Regions from separate parts of the Homo sapiens genome. Here region 2 is linked to region 1. The links are chromatin loops, found by intact Hi-C in ENCODE. Cell type or tissue: endothelial cell of umbilical vein. All regions are shown on one strand.

Evidence for each region. Hi-C counts contacts between places; a loop is a spot of excess contacts. Peaks named below come from ENCODE experiments on the same cell type or tissue, not always from the same donor. Only the 100,000 strongest peaks of a DNase experiment are listed, where the experiment ranks them.
Region 2: a loop joins it to region 1, with 3 times the contacts of the local background. A loop is called at or near these places in 2 of 110 quality-filtered maps.

Annotation. Positions count from the first base shown.
Region 1 is chr4:109,299,012-109,307,011 of GRCh38, forward strand. It overlaps COL25A1 (collagen type XXV alpha 1 chain), which reads right to left and starts at 3,647. Exons shown (of 38, transcript NM_198721.4): 1 at 3,158-3,647; 2 at 2,712-3,064; 3 at 1,572-1,641. The coding sequence starts at 3,008. It overlaps COL25A1-DT (COL25A1 divergent transcript), which reads left to right and starts at 4,024. Exons shown (of 3, transcript NR_160939.1): 1 at 4,024-4,316. RefSeq lists an enhancer at 3,719-4,501. In endothelial cell of umbilical vein, no CTCF peak of the experiment used is centred here; a DNase peak (open chromatin) is centred at 3,810; H3K4me3 peaks cover 1,252 bases; H3K27me3 peaks cover 2,173 bases.
Region 2 is chr4:108,874,831-108,882,830 of GRCh38, forward strand. The region is part of intron 19 of COL25A1 (collagen type XXV alpha 1 chain); the gene reads right to left. Among named protein-coding and RNA genes, the nearest start is that of ETNPPL, 120 kb to the left of the region's middle. In endothelial cell of umbilical vein, no CTCF peak of the experiment used is centred here; DNase peaks (open chromatin) are centred at 4,171 and 6,551; H3K27ac peaks cover 2,803 bases; H3K27me3 peaks cover 633 bases.

The DNA.
Region 1 (8,000 bases):
CTAGCCTACATTAAACATCACGAAACAATTATATCTTCTCAAAAAATAGAACTCAATGTTGTGGTTGTCACTTTTCTATTTTTACTAAGTTTATTAAGAATTCTATTAATTAAGCACTAGCTATTTTTCACAGAGCTAGTAAGAATATTGTATACAAAAAAATGCTGGACTCTACGTGGTATGATCAGTGAAGTCCTGCACCAACTGTCCTGGGAATTTAAATAATCCCTACAGGCTGATGAGGTGGTTGAGTTAATTCCCACACTAGAAAAGTGCCTTCCTTGAATATCTGACTTCTGAGATATTTTCCAACATAAAACAACTAAGAATGAGACCTACACTGTCAAAGGTTAACTCTGTTTTTCTGGTACCTAACATATATGTCTTCTCGATCAAAAGGGCTTCATTTTAAAGATATAGCTCTATTATGTTCAAAAATTTAACAGAATATAAATAGTAAAATTTGTATAAGGTACAACCTGGAGTTGACATTTAAAATTTCTAAATGTGGTGCCTTGTGTAGCTCTGCCAAAACAAGTTATCATGAGGGGGAAACGTTTCAGAATATGAAAAAATACAAGAACTTGCCTTTTCATATATAAGCACCTAAGTATCATGTTGCTTAATACTAAAGAAATTTTAAGAGACTCACTTTCCATGAGTGATGATAAAAGAAACTATCATGTTCATAAATGTATTAACAATGTTTATCTGAAATAAACATCTCAACTCATGGGAGTTTTTCATGACTTACATGAGTTGAATCCACTAGATGTTTCCAATGGCCATATTCCAAGGGCTTCTAAATTGTTAGGTCTAAGATATCTACCAAGCCCTCAAAGGTCCATGAAGGAAGATTTAATGATTACCCAGGGGTCTTATTCATGATGTCCTTCTTCTCTGTCCTTCTACTAATATGCTGCCTTTAATATAGTTCCCTGAAGCTACACAGGAAAAAAAGGTAAAAATATAAGAGCCTCTTCTTCAAAAGTCACTGAGAATGCAAGAGTTTGTAATGGGAAGCTCAAGATAAAGAAATCATTTTCTTTCAGTCATCATCTCTAGCTATAGGATAGGAGATGGAATCTTTTTAATAGAACAGAAACAGCAGGAAAGGAAGTGAAGGTGGTTTACTAACATAAACGTATGCCAAAGGGAATAAACCAAAACAAAAAAAAAAAAAAACTCTGCACTAACACAATAAGAGCGAGCCAGGAATTCAGAATCTAACAGTTCTACAGTCCTTTTCACTGTAGACATTAAGACAATTTAATTGAAGAATATTTTTCAATCTGTGAATCTAAGAAGTTTGTCCTTGTACATCACCTTGCCTATATTTTCTTTGGTGATTATATCCTTTGCTTTCCCATAACAGGCCTTGGTATGCTGCTTAAAATAATATTTGGGGCTTTATTTGCCATCCTTTTGAATGAGACATGTTGATTTTATTAAAGCAAGTTGGGTCTGCATTCTTTCTTTACTATTATTACAGGTAGACTTGACAGACACAGGACCTTTGTTTTAAAATGCTCTGCTCTGGAGGAAACCTTGTTAAATAAGTTCCATTTTACCTGCTGGGCAGTTACATTCTGAAGGTGCTTCTCTTGCGATTCTTATTTTAGCCATATGTTCATAGGATTTCTGTAGGAAAAGAAGAGTTATTAATAATCATCAGTAGCACTGTAGAGGGATGGAGTCTTTAGGGACTCTGGCCATACGCCTGATTTACCGGCATTTCATAACCTGCATAACTAACATTTACATATGTACTTGGACTCTAGTCAAGAAAGTAACCATGCCTAAGTCCTAAAAAAAGAAAATGACCACTGATAGGGTATCAAGATTGCTGGACTTGTATAACATCTTTCTCCATTCTTCTCTACCACCACTCTCTCCCTCAGCTCAAGCATATGCAGTCAATGTAAAAACCTAGCACTAAAATGTTGCAGTATTAGGTAAGCTGTGGCTTACCAATAACAGCCAATATTTTATACATGAAGGTCAACTGCTTTATTTATCATGCTAGGCTGCAACTACTGCCAAATAGGCTCCCGGCTAGGGTAAGGTTCCAGAAAACCCCCTTACTCTAGTCTAAAGGTACCCTTACACATAACATAGATTCCTCTCAACTCTCAATTCCAAGGGCTCTGCATTCATAAATACCCCGGCACTGCATCCTTTACCAAAAATAAAGCTACTTTAAAAAAAAAAAGTTTAAACTTTTAATATGAAAAGATTCAACGTGTGAAATTATTGATTTTAAATTATATATGACATTATTTTACATTTAAGAGTGATTACCTTTTTTATATATTAATAACATCTATGACCCTAACCATCTTACAACATGTAAAAGATTTAACAGATGCTATCTCTGCAAGAAATATTCTCTCCACAATTGGGTTTGACTTAGGACAACTAAAAAGAGATAAAATGCCCTTTCCGAACCCTTTTAGACCTTCCTATGTGTTTAACACGCAAACATTAAGAGAGAGTGAGGGAAGATTAGAGATAGGGATGGGGACATCAAGGGATGTGCACATATAAATATATGCTACAGTGAGCATAGATCCTTGGCCAACACATGCACGCGCGCGCACACACACAGCCACACCAAGTATGGGTACAGTAAGGGTAGCGGCTAGTCATGCACACAGAGTCACGCTTGTACAAGATGTTACCCACGTGCAAAATACCCCAGCCTCTCACACCTGAGCCAGAAGTCGCTCCACTTTCTCTTGCACCATAGTCTTGAGGTGATCCAGGGTATCAGGCAGCAGATGAATGGAAGGGGCCCCTTTGGCGGATTCGAGAGCGGCGATCCTCGCCTGGAGGTCGTTGGTTTTCACACCCAGGTACAGGCAAGACACCACGGCCACCACTGACAGGAGGGCCGCCAGGACGGCACACGGGGGCATGGTCCGGGCACAATGCTGTTCGGCAGGGGTCGGGTCCTCGGATCTGGGCTCCCGGCCCCCTCCTTTCCCTGCGTGCTTCTTCAGCAGCATCGTGGCGGGGTCGGCCGTCTCGGCTTCGCTTCCCACCCTCTACACCTCAAATAATCCTAAAAGGAAAGAAAAAGGTCGATTCCTCCAAAGTTCAGTCCCTGTGGCTGCACAACTAGTTGGTGGAGTCAAGCCCACGAGCGGATACGGACCCCTGCCTTGCTCAGCGTCCAGACCCGCAGGCGTGCACCATCCCCGCTTTCTTCTCTCCTCCCAGCTGGAAGTGAAAAGCACCCTCCGTCCGGGGACTGGGTGGCGGTGGGGTAAAAAGCAAGACGAAACCCACCCAGACAGCTCTTCCGACTCCCAGAGGACCGACACCTCTTTCGAGGGCCCCAACAGTGGCCGCTCAGGGTCCGAGGGCAACGGCCGAGGCGCCACGCGGGGCCGCGGCTCGCCCTGGCCACGGAGGACCGGACCTGTTGCGCCTCTGTGAGTTTGCCTTATTTCTACCTACTCGGTGTCTTTCGGCACGCCGACCTGTTTCCCACCTGCATTCAGTTCAAGGCAAAAAGGCTGTGAGAGCACGCTACAGCGCAGCGCGAAAGGGGCGACTAAGGTGGAGAAGAGAGAGGAAAACGAAATAAACCCAAGGAACCAATGCTACTCGCGAAGCCGAAGTCGCGGCTGCCCGAAGGATCTCCGCAGCCCCGCGTGCGCGATCCTTAAATACCCTTCGCGATGCTCGCGTGAGTGTGTGTGTGAGTGTGTGAGTGCGCGCGCGCTCCGAGCACGACGTCCCTCCCCCGACCCCCTCCCGGCGCCCGGCGTCCGGCCTGCCGCTCCCGCTGCTGCGCGCCCCCCTTCCGAAGGCAAAGCAGGAGCCCGCCTTATTATCATAATGTATTCACCTTGGCCCAGCCCGCGGGCCGGCCCGGGGAACCCCCAAGGGAGGCGGGAAGCTTGGGTGGGAGCGGGGCAGGAGGTCTGTTATTAGCATAATGTATGCAAATAGCTGGAGCGGCCACCGTGATTGGAGAGGAGCCTGGCGACCCCTCCCCCTGCGCGGAGTAACTTCAGCATCTCCGAGGGCCACCTCTCTGGCCTGGGCCGGGGCCGAAGCGGGGTCGGCTGCGCAAGAGGCGGCAACTTTGGCTTATACTGACTCAGCCCAGCGCCCCCTTTTTATCCCACATAAAAATGGAGAAATGGCCTCCGGGAGGAAGATGTGAAGCGGCACGCTCTATCTCTACTGATCTTCACTCAAAAGCAGCCGCAGGAGCTGTTGCTATCTCGCTGTGGTGCAGCGCTTTTCCCTCCTCCCTCACTTTCCCACATGCCCAGAGGCAAAGTGTCTGGCCGACGTCTGAGGTACATTTCCCCACTTCCCTTCTCTTCCCACTGCAGCCCTCAGATTGTCCAACGAGGGGAAGTTTTCCTTCCCCTCCCCCAGTTTCCTTGTCTTGACGGCACTGAGTCTCCTCCCAGCTCTGTATTCCTAGTCTGTACTAGGGTGCTAATGTGTTTTCCTGATTCCCTGTTTTGCGGGATTGGAAAAGGGAGTGTTGAGGTATACACATTTCTCAGGATTTAGGAAAGGAATGAAGAATGAAGTCAGTTTTTCCTTTTACCTGACTCTTAATGCTGTTCTCTCTGGATCAAATTACAAGGTCTCTAATGGGATTTTGGAAAGTTGGTAACAAGTAGCATTTGACATCTAATTGACTTTGGGGAAAACAGAAATCCCACCTCTTATTCCAAAGAGTTCCTTCTTATCTCCCTATAAAAAAAAAAACCATATATTTTTCCTATTCTCCTTAATTAAGCTAACCTGAAGTCGTTGCTTACTATTGTAAACAGTCAACAAAATACTTCACTAAGTTGGTCTTTCACATGTGTAAACGGATATTGCTAGGTGTGAAGCAAGGTAAGGAAATAACAGCATTAGAGGAAGAAAGAGACTAACATTGGAGGAAAACTCAATGAATTTGGCTATAAAGTCAAAACCATAATTCATTTGTATTACACAGTGGTTCTCAAAGGATGGTCCTAGACCAATAACATCAGCATCACCTGAGAACTTGGACATTAAAATTCTAGGTTCCTACCACAGATCTGAATCAGAAACTGCTACTACCACTACTGAAATAATAATTTTAAAAAAAACAGCAATCTGTGTTTTAACAAGCCCTCCAAATGATTTTGATATATACTACTAAAGTTTGAGAACCACTGGTATAATACTTTCCAAAATATTTTCAAATACTTTTTGTATTTGAACCTCATAACCCTGCGATGTGAGGATTTACTGTTCCTCTTTTAAATATAAACAACGTTTTTAAATAAATTTTAAAACAGATAAATTTCAAGTCACATTTAATTGTGATTAAACATGTTTCCAATAACAGGACCCAAATAATGGGTACAAATATTTTAATGTACAAACTCTTTCTGTAACCTCTAGCTGTTCCTTAGTCTCATTTGCAGGCTTTTCCTCTTTCATTTCTCTGAAAGTTGGTGCTCCTTGGGTCTCTGTCTATTCCATCTTCTCTGTATACTCTCTCCAGTAGAGTTCCCATTACACTGATGAGTCATAAATTCATATCAAAAGCCCAAACCTCTCTCCTGAACCTCAGATCCATATAGCCAGTTGCCTCTTTGTCATCTCCGTTTGGATGTCTCACTCTCATTTCCAATGTAACCTGCAGCTTACCTCCAAATTCTGTCTGCTTCCTCTGTTTCCCATCTCAGCCAATGGAGTTGCCATCCATCCAGTCTCCCCAAGCCAAAATACCCAGTTGCCGGCCCTGACTTCTCCCTTGCCCTCCTCTCCTCATCTATTTAGAGTCCTTCAATAATTCTGGTTGTCCTTAGGACAAAGATCTTACATCTTTCAACCCCCACAACAAAGCCCCCTGTCTACCATCTCACTAGCCTCATTGCTCATTCTTCCTCTCAAACTCTCCACATCAGTTTCTCTGAAGTATGGAGACAATGAGAATAAAGAGCTTTTTCTTTTGGACAACATACCACTCTTAAAATTTCAGTAGAAAAGCCATTTTCTGTCTTGACTGATGCCTACAGTAGGTTACACATTTAATTTGGATGATGCAATGTTCTTATAGCATGCTTTGTGTAAATTGGCCATGAGAAGGTACATTAACAACTCTGGCAAGCCTTCAGCACTATTAGATCTTAGTAGAGAGATAGAGTTGGAATTTTGTGGCTTTGAGATCTTTATCCAGAGGATTAGATTTGCTTTATGTCTTTGGTGGGCACAATACCTCAGAAATTTACCAGCCATTAGCGCTAAGATTTCAAAACCTGGTAGACTCTCTGCATCAAGCACAGAGAACGTGTGGATCAACAAAGCTCTGAGGATTTGAACGCATGCTGTTCTGTAGATTGATCAAAGCATAGTTATTTTGGTTCCCATGTGGAGGCTTCCAAAAAAGTAAAAATAGTACTAAAAATGCTATAGTCTAGCTGACTCCAATTTGCCTGACTAATATCAATGGTATTAATAGTAAAATGCAAACAGCTGGCTATAGGACAGGTATGCAGTGGGAAGAATAATGGACACCCAAAGATGTCCATGTCCTAATCTCCAAAACAGTGAATGTGTTACCTTGCATGCTGAAACAGATTGGCAGATATGATTCAGTTAAAGATCTGGAAGTGGGGAGATTTTCTTCAGTTATGTTGGTGGGCCCAGCGTAGCACAAGGGACCTTCTAAGTGGGAGGGAGGGTCTCAGAGTGAGAGGCAATGTAACAACAAAAGCAGAGGTGAGAGTGATGTGAATACTGGTGTAGAAGATGGAAGGGAGTCACAAATCAAGGAATATAAGCAACTTCCAGAAGTTGCAAAAGATGAGGAACAAGTTCTCCTCTACAGCCTAGAGAAAGAACACAGCCCTGCCAACACCTTGATTGTAGGACCTCTGGCTATCAGAACTATAATTAATGTTTGTATTGTTTTAAACCACTAATTTGTGATAATTTGTTACAAGAGCAAAGGAAACCAATATCATCGCAATCACAGGAAATCAATGTTCATCTGCTACAGCATAAGTGATATTGGAACCACCATAATGCCCTATAACTCAAGCAGGCCCTGTAGTAACAAAGCCCTGTCTGTCAAATGTTTATACATTTCTATTTCATTGATATGCCCACTGGGAAAGGATCAGAGAGATATGCCCTCTCTCATGTCATGTAAAATTAGGATGCCCTTTATGAAGGCATATTAAACTGAATAAAATAATTTGTTTCCTTGATTCCTCCCATTAATGCAACTCAAAAACAATAAATCATCCAAGCTGTACAGTCACTGTCATCTCTCCTCCCTACTAATGCTAGCCTAGCCAGGATCCTGACCCAGGACTCAGCATTGCTACTGCTTGTTTTGTTTATTTATTTATTTATTTATTTTGAGAGTGCATCTCACTCTGTTGCCCAGGCTGGAGTCCAGTGGCATGGTCATGGCTCACTCCAGCCTGGACCACCTGGGTTCAAATGATCCTCCCACCTCAGCCTCCTGGGTAGCTGGGACCACAGGTAATCACCAGGCTAATTTTTTATTTTTTGTAGAGATAGGGTCTCACTGTGTTGTCCAGGCTGGCCTCGAACTCCTGGACTCAAGTGATCCTCCTGCCTTGGCTTTCCAAAGTGGTGGGATTACAGGCATAAGCCACTGCACCCAGCCCACCACTAGTACTATTGTTACCAATCTCCATGCCAGAAAAAATGAAATAAAGACTAATGACAGAGAGGCACATCAGGAAGTTTAATAAAGAAAGCACCTGGAGAAAGAGCAAGAAAAGATAAAGCAGAAAATTGAGACAGAAGAAAGGAGCTTTTTAAGTGGGTAAAAGTGTTCATTTTTAAAAAAGAAAAAGACATAATCCACTCCTGTATACCTCTAAGAGGCTAATCTTTAAAGGAGATAAAGCATAGAAGTGAGGAACTAACGTATATTAAAATTTCTGATGGTTTATGTGTATTTAGAAAGATTATCTGCCCAAAGTAAACAGCTGAGATAATCATGGTATGCT
Region 2 (8,000 bases), 420 kb before region 1:
AATAAGTTGGGTAGAGCACCAATTATTTCAGAGTTACTTTAATCCGTTTTTTTTCCCCTCAGGTATTATACATATTTCTTCTCTCATTTCACAGATATTCCACATTCTCCATCTCTCCATCTGTTCACTCACTATCTCAAGTTAGATAGCATGTTAGGTTTTTACTTTTGTTATCAGTGAGAACAACAAGATGACAAAGTCAATTGGGATTCCTCACATTGGTGCTGAGGATAGATAGTGTGTGGAAGGGAATGAATGAAGGCAACCAAGAGACAGATCTGAGATCACTGCTGCTTGCAAAGTTAGTGCCTAACTCATGGGCAAGGACTTCATGACTAAAACACCAAAAGCAATGGCAACAAAAGCCAAAATGGACAAATGGGATCTAATTAAACTAAAGAGCTTCTGCACGGCAAAAGAAACTACCACCAGAGTGAACAGGCAACCTACAGAATGGGAGAAAATTTTTGCAATCCACTCATCTGACAAAGGGCTAATATGCAGAATCTACAAAGAACTCAAACAAATTTACAAGAAAAAAACAAATAACCCCATCAAAAAGTGGGCAAAGGACATGAACAGACACTTCTCAAAAGAAGACATTTATGCAGCCAACAGACACATGAAAAAATGTTCATCATCACTGGTCATTAGAGAAATGAAAATCAAAACCACAATGAGATACCATCTCATGCTAGTTAGAATGGCAATCATTAAAAAGTCAGGAAACAGCACATGCTGGAGAGGATGTGGAGAAATAGGAATGCTTTTACACTGTTGGTGGGACTGTAAATTGGTTCAACCATTGTGGAAGACAGTGTGGCGACTCCTCAAGGATCTAGAACTAGAATTACCATTTGACACAGCAATCTCATTACTGGGTATATACCCAAAAGATTATAAATCATGCTACTATAAAGGCACATGCACACATATGTTTATTGTGGCACTATTCACAATAGCAAAGACTTGGAACCAACCCAAATGTCCATCAATGAGAGACTGGATTAAGAAAATGTGGCACATATACACCATGGAATACTATGCCGCCATAAAAAAGGATGAGTTCATGTCCTTTGCAAGGACATAGATAAAGCTGGAAACCATCATTCTCAGCAAACTATCATAAGGACAGAAAACCAAACACCGCACATTCTCACTCATAGGTGGGAAATGAACAATGAGATCACTTGGACACAGGGCGGGGAACACCACACACCGGGGCCTGTCAGCGGGTGGAGGGCTGGGGGAGGGATAGCGTTAGGAGAAATACCTAATGTAAATGATAAGTTGATGGGTGCAGCAAACCAACATGGACATGTATACCTATGTATCAAACCTGCAGGGTATGCACATGTACCCTAGAACTTAAAGTATAAAAAAAAAAAAAGTTAGTGCCTAACTAAGGTGAGAGAGAATAGTAAAAAGAAGGAAGAAAAGGATGAGGAGAAGGAGTAGTGAGGAATTCAGGGAGGGAGGGAAGGAGAGGGAGAGAGGAAGACAAGAGGAGAGAGAAATAATAGAGAGGAACAGGCATTTAAAAATGTTCTCCTCCTTTCCACATTACCGTAAAAATTAAATCCAGATTTAATCTGTTCTCTTTGTTTTTGTTGTTTTCTGTTGTTCTGTTTTGTTTTTATGTGTCCTGGAAATCTCCAACTAGATCTACTCTTGGGACAAACAGAATAATCTAAACAATGTATTATCTAACCCTTAAAATCAGTACAGAACTATGATTTAATCAAAACCTGGGGATAAAATATATATAACATTATTTATCAGAACCCTTAAGACAATCCAAAATTTTAATTACTAATACATAGTAGCTGGCATCCTGTTCTGTTCCCCAAGCCACATGCTAACCAGTGACTGAATAGGTTGTCCACAATACAGATATCTCAGCCCTGTTGGTGTTATTATAGCATAGGACTAATGCAGCTTCAAATTCCAAAATGAAGACAAATTTGGTCTAATTTTCTGGTCTTCTCCTGGATATTGCATCTGATTTCTTCCTGAATTGTTTCATGAGTTTTATCCTTTGGTTATTCTTAACATTAATTAATAGCTCACCATCAATGAGTTAAAAAACCAGGTCTCAAAACTAAGACTACAGCACATTTCCCTTTGTTGACCTGGTAGAAAAGATGAATAATAGAATAGCTGTGATTTTGGCAACTAACCTGGGGTTCAGTTAGGAAAGAAGAAATGCTATTAATTCAGGATAAAGCACAGTGTAGGCCTGACAGTAAACTGCTGGGAGCAGCCGCAAGCTGAAAATCTGACACAGGCTGCTAATTTGAACAAAAGATTTAAACAGCCAGGGCGCATTCAGATACAGAAGCAAGTCTGTGGAGAATAACTATAGCTGAAATCAGAGGTGTATCTTCACATGACCAACTACGGAGGGCCTCATCATCTCACACTGATCTTTCCATTTAGGCAGTCATAACTTCAATCTTGTAGTATAAGCTCAGTGACTATCAGCTACAGTACCTAATGTGCACTATATTTGAAACAGGATCCTGTTTCTGCATGAAACAAAAAGTTCCATTGTCAATTAGTGTATGAGCATTAAACCTCTCTCTCTCTCCTTTCCTCTTGTGTCCATAAACTGGCTATATGTACACACAGAAATGATGTAAACTACAGAAGATTTAGCTATAGGAAAGTGGGTCCTATTCATTCTATATAAGATAGATACCTTTAAGGTAAGATTTTTGACTGAAGCCACTTCTCCTCAACTCCTTTGCTATTACTTTTAAAAAATTCAAATAGTCTACTGAGATAGCAGCTTAAATACTGTCTTCTGGCCAAAAAACAAAAAACTAACAAATAAAAAAAAAAACAACACATGAACAACTACCATCTCTAGAAGCCACAAGGGAAACAAACAAAAACTGGTCTTCTATTTTACAGAAAGGCAAGGCAAAGCTGGAAAATTCCTTAGGAACATGACATTTCTGAAATCTAACAATGACCATCAAAGGTCTCATTAAGTCTTAGAATTCAATAATAAAATCTTGACTGACTTTTCTTCAAACACATATGTAATACATAGCAAGAAAGTATTTCAGGTGACCTTATTTTATCTTCTAAAATGGTTATTGGGACAGTTCACCTAACACTCTTTTGCCAATTTACATAATGATGAGAAGAATCAACAAATACTTAGATGGGATTACTAGTCAATGTAAGAAAGGAGGAGACAGCTTCATTCATACAGAAATGACTCATCAGGTGTTTCTCTATAAACTTGCAGAATTTACCGTCTGCTAAATGGAATGGTGGCCGGAATGTCCTGACTGATTAGCTGTTGCCCATAGAAAAATCTCTGGTTTTTTCATTTTACCATTTGTTTTATTTTTATAAGTCATTATCAATTAAAGGAGTAAAAAAATTACTTTTTAACCCCTCTAAAAAAACCTCTAGTATACCAGGTTAAAGCAGGTAATATTTTCCATGATATTTATTACCCCCGAGAAGATCCAGTTTTCATTGCCCAATAAATAGTACAGCAGGGCTTAAAAAATATGTGCTGATCTGCCTGGGTGCCAAAAGCATCACCAATAATCTTGATTAACGTGTCTTGACACTGAATGCATTAGCCACATAATATTCCTCTTGCTTAAAGGCTAATTAGAATTCAAGGCAGCATGATACCTGCTTTTGAGGATTACAGTAAGAACATTTGTTGTAATAAGAACCACCAGGCAGCCAGTTTTGGTAATGATTGATACGTAAAATTATTGAGGGGAAAAAAGAATGAGAAAGTAGAGTCTGCCCCCAAAACATTTATTTCCCGTAAGGATCAAATTTTAGTGTAAATTAAAACATCTTGGTGGCACTGATGAAAATGAACTATAATAGCAGGTTTATTTAAAATCCAGAAAACATACCTTTCTGACTTTTTTTTTCTTAACTGGCTTACATCATGAAAGCATATTCCTTGTATTTATTGGAGGTTTCATTCTTGCAGCTAAAAATCTCTGATTTCTGGTTATGTGAGTTTCCTAATTTGACTCTCCAATTATTCAACTTCTCAGATGAACTTTGTGCAGACAGGAAATAATTATAAGTAACGATAACACAATGTTATTCGTTTAACCGGTACTCCATTTCCTTTTTCTCTTTTAGGAATTCATTTCACATCCTATGTTGCTTCAGAAGTTTTTCTCTGCTATTTTTAAAATGTGATCTGATGTTTGTGAGGAAGGAACCTCATCTCTGGTGGATTTAGAAGATAAGCTTCTATTAGATTACTGAGCACTGTACTTAATCCTAGGAATGCCAGAGTAAATGCTTCTGCCACCTGTAAAAGCTAGTCTTTATATAATTTAGTGGCAAGAATGATTTCATATGCTGGGATATAAAGAGTTAGTTACTGTCTCATACCCTCCTAGTCCCCAAGTTCTTGATCTTAATGTCAAATTTTCACTAATGTGGAAGCCAGAACAAAAATATCAAGCTTTGAAGCATGATACTACTGTGAAAATGTATTTGCCACTAAAATGATTTCATATGTTTTTTACTGTATTACACCTCCCTTGCTCCATGTTTTTTTTTCCCCCAATTTGCTTTCTGAATATGGTGAAATAAACTGATGGTATATGGGTTTTTTTTGTTGTTGTTCTTCTTGAGATGGAGTCTCACTCTGTTGCCCAGGCAGGAATGCAGTGGCATGATCCCGGCTCACTGCAGCCTCCACCTCCCAGGTTCAAGTGATTCTCCTGCCTCAGCCTCCTAAGTAACTGGGACTACAGGCATGCGCCACCACACTCGGGTATTTTTGTATTTTTAGTAGAGATGTGGTTTCACCATGTTGGCCAGGCTGGTCTCGAACTCCTGACCTCAAGTGATCCACCCGCCTCGGCCTCCCAAAGTGCTGGGATTACAGGCGTGAGCCACCGTGCCCGGCCTGGTGGTACATGTTGAAAGAAGGAAAAGCAAGTGCTGAAAATCTATATTTATTTATTTATTTTTATTTATTTATTTTTTTGAGATGGAGTCTTGCTCCATCGCCCAGGCTGGAGCGCAGTGGCATGATCTTGGCTCACTGCAACCTGTGCCTCCCAGGTTCAAGCAATTCTCTTGTCTCAGCCTCCCCACTAGCTGGGACTACAACTGCCTGCCACCACGCCCAGCTAATTTTTGTATTTTTAGTAGAGATGGGGTTTCACCTTGTTGGTCAGGCTGGTCTCAAACTCCTGACCTCAGGTGATCCACCCGCCTTGGCCTCCCAAAGTGCTGGGATTACAGGTTTGAGCCATTGCACCTGGCCTAAAAATCTATATTTATGAAAAATGTCTTGGGTTAGGTAACATTGACTGGAGCCTGGAGAATTTCCATCATTACATGTCAAGGTTTGCTTTTACTTTTCCTGTGAACAGAACCAGGAAGAAGAACATTGACAGTGCCATGTCCTATCCCCATAACACTGTGGTTCTTCATCCTTTGTTCCTGGGATACATTTGGGTAATAGGAAAAGGGTATAGTGTGATGTCATGTTTGGAGAAAAAGCAGGTGATCCTGACTGCTCTTAAAGTAACATCCACTCATCGCTGCAAAGGAGTTTTCAGAATTTATATTTACTAACCTACAGAGTATACATGGCTTTACATCCTATAGGTTAAAATTACATGAGGAAAAATTGTATAGAACATGTGTGTAACCAATGTTTCCAATATTTTGAGCTGCCCCAAAAGAAAGAGATAACAATAATCAAAACCGACACAGCATTTACTACATGCTTGGCAATATTTTAGGAACTTTACATGTATTAGTGCATTTAATTTTCACAACAGCTCTCTGAGTTATGGTCAATGAGTCCCATCTTATGAGGAAACTGAAGTACAGACAGATGATAGAAGTTGCCCCACATTATGTTATTGATAAGGGGCGGACAAGGATCTGCACATTGGTGGTCTGTTATGAAGTCTGCTCTATCCTGCTTACTGCTAGGGCAACATAACCATAGAAAGGGGGTAAGTAATGTATTTACATTTTTCAAAATAAGTGTAGAGAGCAAAGCCTAAGAAAATAGGAACTTAGAATCTTACTCTTTTATGTGATATCAGAAAAGCTGGTTACAATAATTTTACCCATTAAAAATATGTGAAAGCTTGTTTCAGAAACTAATTTTCTGGGCTCAAATCTTATTCCAGAAGATCAATGTCTACATGGTACATTGTACATAATTTAATTTTCCCAGTTGAACATCGTGACACTATATGAACCATGAATGCACGAAATAGGAATTCCAAATGTCTTCCATATGGTAAGAGGACTTTTGGATACTTCTGCAGGAAGCTTAAGAGTAGCTCGAAATTAAGTTATGCCTGTTCTCAGTGACTTTTATTATGTATGCCTAAGGTATTAGCACTTTTCTCTGAGTGGGACCTTGAGGTGATAGATAGATGAGTCTGCTGTCTGTATTTAGGCACTTGGCTCATTTCCTGAGAGCTGTGGAAGGCATGTGGATGCTCATTAAGTTTCCAACCATTCCCCGAGAGCAACAGCTGGTGAATCAAAGCTTCCCTGGTATGTCATGACTGGTTTCCTCAAAGTCTTGGAAATAATGGATGGCATTCACATGCTCTCTGTAGCACCAACAGATAAGAAGGAGATGAATAGCAACAGGAAGCATTTCCAAAGCATAAAGAAACACACAGGTCTAGGAAGATTATGAGTAATGCGCTTGCTACCACACATTCTATATCCATATATGGTGGTTTCATCTTTTAAATACTGCTACTCGTTCAAACTATGAAATCATAGTTAACTGTCCTGTGGTGGCTACCTAATAGAAGAAATGTAAATTAAAGGAAAAAAGAACATTCTAAGTTAAGAAAACTATGTCATAAAATTTAAGCCTTTAGCTCTACATTTATAAATATCCAATGACCACTAATAGTTGTGACGTATCTTTAAATTGTCTCCTTTTCAAAATTACTAATTTATAGTGAGCACTGACTACATTATAAGGAAAGTGTATCTCCCACATCCTGATTAGAGAAGACAAAGCTTATTAAACCAAAAATAGAGCCTAAGATTTAAATCAAATACCAGATAGTTACCCAACAGTACTTGATAATTATGTAGAAGAGTATGTCTACATACTCTTGATGAAAAGAGTTTTTGTCAATTAATAGCTTCTTTTCACTATAGTCAGCAGTCAAGGAGAGAAAAACAAAAGAAAATATCAGAGCTACCTGACCTCGACAAACTCCATCTGGCCATTTCCTAAGACCTGAGGAATAAAAGCATTTGCTAGAGGTGGCAAATCGTTTAACATCCCTCCCAACTTCAAAAAGCTCAAAACATTCTGACTAGTCCACAGATGACTAGGCAAATTCCGAGGGTCCAGTGGGATATTTTTGTGATGGAGGATATAAGACTAAAGTAAGATGATAAATAGTATAATCAAAATTGCTTTTTTTTTTTTTGCCTTTGGAGGGAGATAATCAATTCCACATTCTCAAGTACTCTCTCTCTCCAAGAAAGTGCTTCAAGTTCAGGAGAAGGGACAACTAGATTTCAAAGCACGGAGGTTCCTGCAAGAGAAGCTGGTACCCCGATAACCTACAAGCACTTACTGCAGCAACCTGCTTCAGCCCTTCCTTTTAAATGCCTTCCCCTTTATTTATAATGCTACAAGGTTATTTTTGATTAATGCTGAGTATCACTTTCTTATCACTTTAAATAAATAGTTTTTAAATTTTTATGATCTTCCCATTATTTGTAAAAAGCCATCTTTGTGTGTGTGTGTGTTACTAAGAAATGCCATAATTTAACTCTATAATATGAAACCACCTATTAATTTGTGAAGTTATTTTTGCTAAATATCAAATGATAAGGAAGTGACTTCAACTGTTTAGTAAACTGTTGTCATAGAGTGTTACTTTTTCACCAAAGAAGCCAAAGACTAAAAATCTATTAAAAGGACATATCTGAACTTTTATGATACTAATCTAGAAACATCAAACAAAAAGATAGAACTAAAA